Regions from separate parts of the Homo sapiens genome. Here region 2 is linked to region 1. Evidence: chromatin loops called from intact Hi-C (ENCODE). Cell type or tissue: CD4-positive, alpha-beta T cell. All regions are shown on one strand. Links, peaks and the distances in the headings refer to the core of each region. The heading gives the core; the rest is flanking DNA.

The links. Hi-C counts contacts between places; a loop is a spot of excess contacts. Peaks named below come from ENCODE experiments on the same cell type or tissue, not always from the same donor. Only the 100,000 strongest peaks of a DNase experiment are listed, where the experiment ranks them.
Region 2: a loop joins it to region 1, with 3 times the contacts of the local background. A loop is called at or near these places in 3 of 110 quality-filtered maps.

What each region holds. Positions count from the first base shown.
Region 1 is chr1:44,353,254-44,358,623 of GRCh38, reverse strand. It overlaps ERI3 (ERI1 exoribonuclease family member 3), which reads left to right and starts at 3,367. Exons shown (of 9, transcript NM_024066.3): 1 at 3,367-3,732. The coding sequence starts at 3,598. RefSeq lists enhancers at 3,083-3,132, 3,033-3,533 and a silencer at 3,403-3,632. In CD4-positive, alpha-beta T cell, for the core only: no CTCF peak of the experiment used is centred there; a DNase peak (open chromatin) is centred at 3,263; H3K4me3 peaks cover 1,279 bases.
Region 2 is chr1:43,966,786-43,972,155 of GRCh38, reverse strand. It overlaps IPO13 (importin 13), which reads right to left. Exons shown (of 20, transcript NM_014652.4): 18 at 5,137-5,226; 19 at 4,660-4,841; 20 at 4,134-4,570. The coding sequence ends at 4,474. It overlaps DPH2 (diphthamide biosynthesis 2), which reads right to left and starts at 2,146. Exons shown (of 6, transcript NM_001384.5): 1 at 1,834-2,146; 2 at 1,448-1,560; 3 at 967-1,190; 4 at 86-769. The coding sequence starts at 1,980. RefSeq lists enhancers at 1-473, 259-803, 804-1,350, 1,836-2,115. In CD4-positive, alpha-beta T cell, for the core only: no CTCF peak of the experiment used is centred there; DNase peaks (open chromatin) are centred at 2,255 and 3,625; H3K4me3 peaks cover 1,597 bases; H3K27ac peaks cover 621 bases.

The sequences.
Region 1 (5,370 bases), core at 168-5,167:
ATAAGAAGACCTAACTGACCAGGCGTGGTGGCTCATGCCTGTAATCCCAGCACTTTGGGAGGCCAAGGCGGGTGGATCACCTGAGATCGATAGTTTGAGACCAACCTGACCAACATGGAGAAACCCTGTCTCTACTAAAAATACAAAAATTAGCCAGGCCTGGTGGTGCATGCCTGTAATCCCAGCTACTCGGGAGGCTGAAGCAGGAGAATTGCTTGAACCCAGGAGGCGGAGGTTGCGGTGAGTTGAAATTGCGCCATTGCACTCCAGCCTGGGCAACAAGAGTGAAACTCCATCTCAAAAAGAAAAAAAAAAAAAAAGGCTTAACTTGGTCCTCTCTTTTGTTCTTGCTCTCAGTGTTCACTTTAGCTCAGTCGCTCAATCCAGCAGCTAGGGTGTCTGTGTGTCTGTGTATTGAACTCAGTTCATCTGCCTCCCCAAATTCACTTGCCCTTGCCTCATCTGCATCCCCGACTCTGGCCATTGGCCACTTATTTATTGCACAGCTCAACTGCCACTCCCACCTCATTTACTAACACCTCTGGTTGTCTTTGTTTCCCTTGGGATGATGGCTAGGTTTTGACACAGCCTCCAATGTGCCCACTGTGGCGGGACTGCAGTGGACCTAATCTGACCCAACCAGAGGCTTTGATTCCTCTCACCATTTCTAGTCTCAAATGAATGACTGTGCTTCCAGGTGTGGAATCTGGCACCCCCTGTGGCTACGGCAGTGGTGGGGTAACATAACCCTTCCTTCTCCCTGTCACACAGGATGGTTCTACACACCTTGTACGACAGAGCAACTAGTTGTATTTTCTTTGAGGCACTGGCCAACTTCTCAGTAAGACACTATCTTGTACGTTCTTTCCCTCCTTCCCTGCTTCACTTCCCCCCTTCCCCCACTCTTTTATTTATTTGTTTATTTAAGTCACGGAGTCTTGCCATGTTGCCCAGGCTAGCCTTGAACTCCTGACTTCAAGCGATCCTCCTGCCTCAGTCTTCTGCCTCCTGAGTAGCTGCGACTACTACATGCGTCACCATACCCGGCTCCCCTCACTCTTGATGCCTTGGGATTGAACTCCCCAATTAAATTTGAGCACATAAGTTTTGCCTCAGGCTCCGTTTCCTTTTTTTTCTTTTATAGAGATGGAATCTTGCTATGTTGACCAGTCTGGTCATGAACCCCCGGGCTCAAGCAATCCTTCCACCTTGGCCTGCCAAAGTGTTGGGATTACAGGCATGAGCCACTGTGCCCGGCCCAGGCTCTGTTTTCTAGGGAACCAGATAGCACACAACAGAGCCATGGCTTGAGAAAGCCAAGTGCTGTGTTAGGCGGCAGTGTAAGATACCAAGTGTATACTGAGCTGTTAAACTGTTCTATTATTTGAATCAATTTGCCTGGTCTTTGTACAAAAAGAACTTACAGTGTGGTGAAGTCCTGGAAGCTGTACAGTTGAGCCCTAGTGCACCAAGGAGGAAAGAACACATTCTGGGGAAGTCAAGGGGACCATGGAAGGCTCCACAGAGGATGTTGGGGCTGGGCATTACATAAAGCCTTGAATCCAGATACTATAGATTTACTTCATTCTTACAGCCAAGAAGATTGGCTGTGCCCTACTCTCAGGCCATAACTCAGTATATAACAAAGCTATCTCACTGCCTCTTGTCTTATTTTTATATTTACTTGTTTTATTATCTATTCTTCCTCCTACAGCCCCTCCCCAATTTATTTATTATGGCTCACTGCAGCTTTGTCCTCCCAGGCTCCAGTGATCCTCCCACCTCAGCCTCCTGAGTACCTGGGACTACAAGCACGTGCCACCATGCCTGCCTAATTTTTAACTTGTTTGTAGAGATGAGAATCTCATTATGTTGCCCAAGCTGGTCTTGAACTCCTGGTCTCAAAGGATCCTCCTGCCTCAGACTCCCAAAGTGTTAGAATTACAGACGTGAGCCACGACACCCAGCTTCCCTCTCCAATTTAAAAGCTCCTTGAGAATAGAGGTGTGTCGTTATTCATCAATGAATCCTCAGCAACAGAAACAGTGCCTGACACTTAAGAGAGGCACTATAAATACAGATGGACTGACTGACCAACTGGGGTTAATGTGTAGGTAATAATAGGAGAATCTGTTCCAGCTCCAAGAGTTGGGGGATAGTGCCTCCACTTTACTGACCTCGGGATAAGTCTGTCCCTGCTGCTGGATATTCCCTCATTTGTTCGCAGACATTTATTGCGGGCCTTCTTTATACCTGCCCTATGCGGTGTATTACTGATACAACATGAACAATATGGAAAAAATGCTTTTCCTAAAGGACTTAAAACCCTGTGGGAGCGACAACAAGGAAACAGACAATTATAAGACAATATGATAAATGCTATAGGTCCACAGCAGAATCACCTAACCTATGACGTGGGTGGGATTAAGGAAGGCATTCCCTGATATGGGGATTACCAGGCACTCTCAGCTCAGGTGGAAACCGTTATGGTAAGGTCCGCTCTCAGAGGTGGTAGGGCCCAGAAATGACATCATCCTAAGTGTAAGTATGCAGACAGCACACAGAGGGGCTTGGTAACTGAAGCTGGGCCCAGAGGATGGGGTCCTGACCGATTGGGAAGCTGTCAAAGCCATCATTCCCAGCTCATAACCTGGGACCCATGACTACCCAGAAAGGCATAACCAGGATGAAGAAACACAGGTCTCTCCAGCTTACTGGAGAGACTGACTGGGGAAGCTCCTCACAGCTGAGGCCAGAAACCTTTTAAACAGAAGTTTCCTCTGAGTGGACCTGAACAAGCCAGTTCCCTCTTCCTTAGGACGGCCCTTCACAAATCTAAGCATTTTCCTCTTAGCTTAATCCCTCCTTGTCTCAGGTCTCCCCCAGGCCCACATCCGAAAGTAGATGACAATAATTACTTGTTGAATGAACGAATCATGAGGAGTCATGTAAATAGAATTCTGTCACGTTGTGAGCCCACATTCACCTTACGGGTATATTGGAGGGCGGGAAAACGGAGATGGGGGGCTCCACTAATGTGTGTCTGTGATCCTGGTTAGATCGCTGTAGGCCATAGAAAGTTTCATTTTAAAAAAATTCCTTTCACAGATCAGAAGTGATGTCCCCGTCCCCGTCTTCTCTTCTGAGTTTGTGCAACGTCAAAACTACAAGTCCCATAAGGCCGGCGGCCGGGAGTCACCATCTTGACATACCTTAGCGCGCATGTCGGCGGGAGAGCGAGCGTTTGGGGAGAAGAAGCCCCGCCTGACTGCAGCCCATTGGTCAAAGGGGTCGGCAGCGGGCTCAGCGGTTGGCCACAGCGCCCGCCCGTCCGCCGCGTCGGTCGGGGTCAGAGTGCGCGGAGGTGAGTCGGTGTGTTGTGGACTCGTGGTGCTGGCTGCCGCTGTTCAGGCGGCCGGGAACGGGCGGTGGGGAGCGGGCGGAGCTGGCCCTGCCTCTGCCTGGCCGGCGCCGCAGTCGGCGCGGGCCGCGCCCGCCGCCGCCAACTGCCCTGAGCGCTTGCTGAGGCCGAGGGAGACGTCGGGGCCTGCACCTGGAGGGAGCCTGCCGCGCTGGCCCCGAGGAGGGGGCGTTGCCATGGCGACAGCCTCTCCCGCTGCTGACGGGGGGCGGGGGCGGCCCTGGGAAGGAGGGCTGGTCTCCTGGCCCCCCGCCCCTCCCCTTACTCTCCCCTGGACTTGGATGGGCCCGAGTTGGGGGCAACACCCCGGGGTGGGTGATGCTGAATGGCCCCGCCAAGATTGGGCCCTGGTTAATGCATGCGGGGTGAGGGTCGCGGTGCGCAGAATTTATGCAACCTGGGGTGCTGGCCCATGTGCTTACCCTGGATGCTTACTTAATCTACTGAGTAATGTTCTGGCGGAGGGGGAGCGGGGCAGAGCTTTGCAAGACAGGATGGGTGAGTTTATTAAGGGGGTTGACTTACTGGGATTACTAGAGAAGAAAAAGGTTTGACTAGAGAGGCTAGAAATGGAGCATGGAGATTGTGGGTAGAACATTCCCTTGACCCTCTCGCCAACACATGCCCACACACCAGGTTAGCAGTTTACCTCTTTGTAAATCTGAAGCGGTGGTAGTAGTGATGGTGGAAGGAGTGAATAAGGGCCTAACCTGGCTAGCTTTCTGTTTGCCTGTCTTGCAAATGGTCCAGCAACAGGTGTTTTCTTAAAAAAAGCATGAACTTGGATTGAGGCTTGACTGCGAGTTCTTGCAAAATATAACTGCTCCTTGTTGACTTGGAAGATGCTGGATGTGGGGCCCCTCAATGGGGGTTTGGATTTTGTCCTTAGAGCTGGATTTTGCAACAAATAGTGCCCATCGTTGTGTCTGCGAGAGGTCTCTGGCCACTTCAATGGCATTTACTCTTGTCAGACATTTAATCAGTCTCCCAGCGGAAGGGCAGCAAAACATGAATCCTATTGGCTAAAAGAGTGTACGCTATTCAAACTATAGTAGGTTGTGAGTGGCTAAATGAGTTTTGATTGTAGAGTTTCTTCCAGAAATTGGCTTCATCAAATTCTGCTTTATTCTGACTTTATCATATACAGCATGCCTTGTTTTAGTGGGTTCTTGCTTGGAGCTTAGTTTATTATACCTGAATCTCCTACCATTTAAAAGCCAATTTATAAACAGGGACTTGGAGTGTGACTCCACTAATGTGTGTCTGTGATCCTGGTTAGAAACCCACTTGGCTGCCTTTTCCTCAGGAGGTGGGGGTTGGGGGAAGGGAGCTGCCGGGAAGTGATTGATAAGGTTTCCTTTATAGATTCTGTGGTGCTTCACTGGAGCTCAGAGCACTTTGGCAACTTAAGCACTCCAAATTAAAAGCTCATTAACAATTCCTGCCCAAAGATCCTGTAAATAATCAGCTAGCTAGGTCATAGAGCTTGGCTAAGAGCTTTTCTTCCAACTTGAAATTTCCAAATAAAAGTGCTTTTATTCCCTTTCATTTTAAAAAGTGTTTTCTTTGTGGTGGGGTAAATTGGTGAGTGGCCTTTTCCCAGGGGATCTGAGTAGAAGAAAGTCTTAAATGTGTGGAATGGTAGACAGGAATATATTAGTTCCAACCCTAGGTGTTTCTTTATGCAAAAGACATCACTAACAGGGGCATCTCTGCAACTTCTGGTCCTTTGGAGGATATGAATTAGTTGAAAAGGATGATAGGTATCTATTGATGTTTTGACTTGGGATTTAGTTACCTTGACTTTCTTAGAGCTTGAAGCAGGCTTGGAACTATCCTGAAAGTGTTTCCTAGTCTATGTGGCCATTTTCAGTATGGCTTGTGGATTTGTGGCAACCAACCCCTACCCCAGTCCTGGCCCAGCCTTAGTTCCTTAGTTCTGAATATTG
Region 2 (5,370 bases), core at 1-5,000, 390 kb after region 1:
GAAAGGGAGGAGGAAAGAAAATCCATACTCACCCCCTGACTCCGTGCCCCAGGTTTCCAGCTTAGGCAATGCCCCCACTACTCACCAGGCAATAAGTCCGCATAATGTGTGAGGTGGGGAGCCAGGCCTGGAGGTGGCCAGGCAGGGTTGCAGGCAGCTTCCAGCTCACATGGTGCCAGTATAGGCTGGAAGAAGCTACCAGAAAGCTGGGGGGCTAGAGCACCCAGAGGACAGGCTAATAGCACAAAGACATCCACCTCAGGGAAGTTGGCAAGCTTGGCAGGGGTGGGCCGCCCCAGGGCCAACACATAGCTACGCTTGCCAGCAGCCTGAGTCAGGTTCCGCAAGTGGGCCAGTGCCTCACGGTGTTGGGCTACACCCAGTGTGCCTGCCAGCAGCCCTACCACGCGGGCATCTCTGGCCCTCTCTACCAGATATCGTCTTCGTGCCCTTAGCCGTCCAGCCCGGGCACCCTCATCCTGAGTCTTCCCTGTATCTGGACAGCAGGAGGAGAAGGGTTGACCTGGTGCCCACCCCAAGAGCAGCCGACTCAGGTCTGGGTCAAGGTCTGGGTCAGGGCTGGCCTTAGAGCCCCCTACATAGAAGGCACCATACTCTTCTAGACGCCTCCCTGGGGCAAGGGGGAAGCGGCGCCCAAAACGCTCTAGGGGCATAGGCTCTGGACTCAGGGAACCCACTGGTTGGGGAAAAGCTGGGCTGGAGACTAGCAGGTCCAGGTACCGTGGGCGCAGGAGAGTAGCCAAAGCCTCTGGAAGAGAAGGAGGTAGTGTTGAGGTTGGAGCCTGGCAAAGCAGGAGCTCCCTCATCCCCAGGAGACTAAATATGACCCAGTAGGCTGGGGCCAAGCCCATATCAAGAGTTCTATGGATGGTATATGGAAATGGGGAAATTAAGGCATAAAGCAGTTGGCTCACCCTTTGTGCATACACAGGCAAAACCCCTTACCCAGGGCATGGGCACAGGCCGGCTCACTCAGCAGCACCACAGGCGCTTTGGGGTCTGGGTTCTGGGCCTCAAAGGCCTTGACACAGAGCTCCAAGGCCACAGAACGTTGACGAAGCACGAAGGCAACGGGCAGTGGGCGGGCTGGAGGGCTTAAGCAGGCAGGGCCAAAATGTATGAGAGCCTGAGCTCCAGCTTGCTCAGCACCCAGCACATCCACGCAGCAGCTGCAGGGAAGATAGCATCAGAGAAATGGGTTCTCTTCTGGAGGCGAGTTGCTGTCATCACTGGGAAATGTGGTCAGTGAATAAAATGGTTTCATTAAAGGAAGACATTGTCAATGAAAGGAGCTAGCATCAGAAGGGGAGTCATTACCATTATCATCAAGGAGAAACACCACCATTGAAGGCAATCACTGTCATAGACGTAAAACCCCATGAGCCCCGGATCCCCAGGCCTGGCCCACCTAAGGCCAAGTTCACACCTGCCGTAGGCTGTGTCACCCAGAATGAACATCTTTGACCCTGTCGTCTCCTCCAGTCGTGCAGCCACAGCCACAGCATCTCCCAATAGCTGGTCAGGGAACTGCAAGGCAACCTATAAGCATAAACCATGGAGTCAGGGACAGCCTCTCTCCCACTGAGGGCTTCTTTAAAGCAATCTTCCAGGAGCTCCCACTCAACCTTCAAAGCCCCTGGTCCCAGAGGGGCACTCTGCCCCACGTAGTAGGTGGAAGGGAGGGATGGTCAACGCGCTGCGGACAGACTGATTCCCCCACCCTCTCGCCCTCACAAAATCCCCCAAGATCCGGATCCTCTGGGCGACCCATCCCGACAGAGGCGAGCCACCCTTCCCTAAGTCTGTCCTCACTCGTTCACACCCCAGGTCGCGGACAAATCCAGCGACTCGCTCCAGCTCGTACACTCCGTCCAGGTCCGGAAGAGGAGTAAGCAGTCCTGGCACCCCGGTCTCTCGCTGCAGCGCCGCCTCGGCAGGGCTGCTAAACATCGACTCCATGAGGCACAGCTTGGGTGGTGGGATGCAGCGGGGACCTCCCTGGGACAGCTTCGGGGCCTGAGTCCTCTAGAGCAGCCCTCAGGGGGTCAAAATCGCCTTGTGGGGGTAGGGGGAATCACAGTCGGCCTTCAGCCGGTGAGTATCCCCTTCAGCCATCCTAACTACTGTTTCTCCGCTACACGTGGGACTACCGGGGAGGTTACTTCCGGGTTTTAGAGGCGTGGCTGATAGCGATTTTGCCAATCCTAAGTCAGCACAGCTCCCGCCCTCCAATCCCCGCCACCGCCCCGCACAGAGAACCAATGTTCAGCCTGAGTCCCAGGCCAGCCGGAAGTACATCGAGGAAGGCGCGGAGCCTTGTGGGCATTGTAGTTCCCCTGGCCTCCTCTCGGGCGCTGGGAGTCCGGTTCAGCCGACCCGCGGCCATCAGGAACACCGACTTCACTGTTAAGCATTTCACGTGCACTCTATCCTCTGGGCAGTATCACTGCATAATTCTTTCATTCATTCATTTTTTTTTTTTTTTGACAAGGTCTCGCTATGTTGCTTGGACTGGAGTGCAGTGGCGCGATCTCCACAACCTTCACCTCCTGGACTGAAGCCATCCTCCCACCTCTGCCTCTTGAGTAGTTGGGGCTACAGGCGCACCACCACATCCAGCTAATTTTTGTATTTTTTGTAGAGACAGGTTTTTGCCATGTTGCTCAGACTGGTCACAAACTCCTGAACTCAAGCAATCCACTCATCTCGGCCTCCCAAAATGCTGAGAGTACAGACGTGAGCCACCGTGCCCGGCTACACTGCATAATTTTAAACTTGGTGCCGACCGGCTCGGGTTTGAATATTGTGCTTGGTCACTTGCTACTGAGTATCTTAGGAATGTCCCTATGCCCATTTCCTTATCTGAAGAATGGGGAGTTGTGACAATAGTACCTCTTAATAAGATTGTTGTGAGGGTCTAATTAATTTATATACAAAACTTTACAAAGTAGTTCTTTGGATATCGCATGCAGTGAAAGCATTTGCTATTTAATCAGCCAAATACTGAGCACTTACTGTACATTAGGCACTTCATTTTTAGTGTTTACAGTCTTTGGAGTAAGAATTATCCCGAGTGGTACCAAGGACATGACTGGCACATCCTCAAGTCACAGGAGATGCTCTGCACAGCTCCAGCCATCCTCAAACACTGCTGCTTCCCAGCAATACCCCCAGTGCATACCACATAGACCTCTACCCTCCAGCCCCTCACATCCCCTCTACTCCCCATGTTTACTTATATGCAAACACCCCCACATGCAACATCACTTGAAATGCCCTCCTTACATACCTCTGTCAGATACGGAAACTGAGGTTCAAAGAGACTACTTGTGTAATAAGACACTAATTCTGTGGCACAACCAGCATCAAACCCGGATCTATTGAACAGGGAAGGAGTGGGATGAATGTGGGAGTAACGAGTTCCCCATCACCCACAAGGAGATTGAAAGCTCAAGGGTAAAAGTGGGGAGAACTCATTCTGCTCTTCAGATCTTACTGAGGAGAAGCCTGGGGTACCTGAGAGGCAGCCTAGGTGAAACTATAGCTGAGGAGACAGAAAGGGAGGCAACACTGCTAAGGGAGAAAAGCAAGAATAGGTCAGGAGCTGTCCCTGGTGCTGATTGATCCCTGACCATCCTGTGCTGGAGGTCCTGTGTAAGCGGGGAGCAGCGGACATATGGACAACCTTAGGTCCTACTTTCCTCTTTTCTCCTCTGCGGCTGAGATATCTTCTCTCCTTCACCTCCCTGCCACCCACCCACCCCCCAATACACACACACTCAGCCCCTTTCTATAGCCCTCCTCAACCATATGCAAGTTCGATGTTGTATAACTCCACACCAGAAACCCCTCCCGGAAGTCAAAACTCCACTCCATTTCTTCCTTCCTAAACGGACCCAGCCCTACCCCACTTGCAGCCCAAAGTCTCAAGTCCTCTACCTAGAAAGCCTACTATTCCTGTCAAAAACTTTCTCCATGCAGCCTTCCCTCACTTCCTACCATTCTCCATGGTAGCTATGGACTAGATCAACCTTTGTTCAGGGCAGAACGACGCAGGACAGAGCTAGGGGCCTAATATTCGGCGGTGTTGATTAAATAAATGTATGCATACATGCATGTTGGGATTAATTTAATGGGGATGGGGGGGTTGATGACACTACTGCAACCACCCCGCCCCAAGGACAATGACAGTATTCTGAAGGGCTCCAGCCTAGGTGGCTTGGCTACAGTAGTATCTCTTCCAACCTGGGAGCTAGAGGATGTTCCCACCATTCCCTCCCAAGGCCTGGGTCCAAGCATCCTCCCATCCTTCCCCCAGGCCTTCTGGACCCAGGCTTTCAGTTAGGTGGTGGTGACAGCAGAAAGGAGGCAGAGACAGCAGTGAGGGTCCAGGTTTACTCTTTGGGAATAGGGAAGGATGAAGAGAAGGGGTGGATGGGATGGGGGCACCCCTCAGTAGTCAGCTGTGTAATCTGTGCCATGGAGACCCCGGCACAGCAGTGTGAACTCCTTCACCATCTCCTTCACCCGCCTCTTGTTCACTCGCTCGCTGAAGGAGAAAAGGGAGAGCAGGTTAGCACCAGCCACCACCACTGCCCCCTCTCTGCCTGACCCCAGGCCCACCCCAGCTCTGCTCACCGAAGGATCTGCTGGCTGAAGGTATCCTTCTGTTCAGGGCTGAGGCGGGCAGAGGGGAAACCAGGTGGCTGCAGGGCCTCCTTGATCCACATGCTCAGGAGGCTGAAGCAGTGCTTGTTCAGGGCGAACAGGATATCGGCAAAGCAGTCCATGAGGCTGCGGGAGGCCTGGCCCCCAATGGCCTGAGGGAGAGGGGTTCTCAGCACACCAGGGTGTTGCCCCTTCCGCCGCTTCTGCAGCAAGAATGCCTAACTGCCCTCTGGACAGTTCCTAAGCCAAACTGCACATCACAGTGAGCGCTGCTTTTTGAGAGCCAGCTGATCCCCACAGCAATCCTAACAACTTTCAGGCATTTAATTGAAGAAGAAACAGAATCTGAGAGCTTAGGGGACCAAAGGCTCAAGCCTCCCAGAAGGCCAGCTGCCTCAGCAGTGAGGGGCCCTCACCCCCATCAAACCCCCCTTTGCTCCGTCTCACCTCCAGCACTGCTATGAGCAGCATACGACCGTCTTCCTGTACCACCTTTCCCACAGACTCTACTTCCCCACACCGAGGCAGCAGCTCTGTCTGCAGAGGATGGAGAGGCCCATCAGCCCAGCTCCTTCCCAGCTCTCCCTGAGGACAAGACCTGTACACCCCAGCCCTACTGTCTGAAGTCCTGGGCAGGGGAGGGCACTGGGGTGGCAGTGGGTCAGGGTTCAGCATGGGACT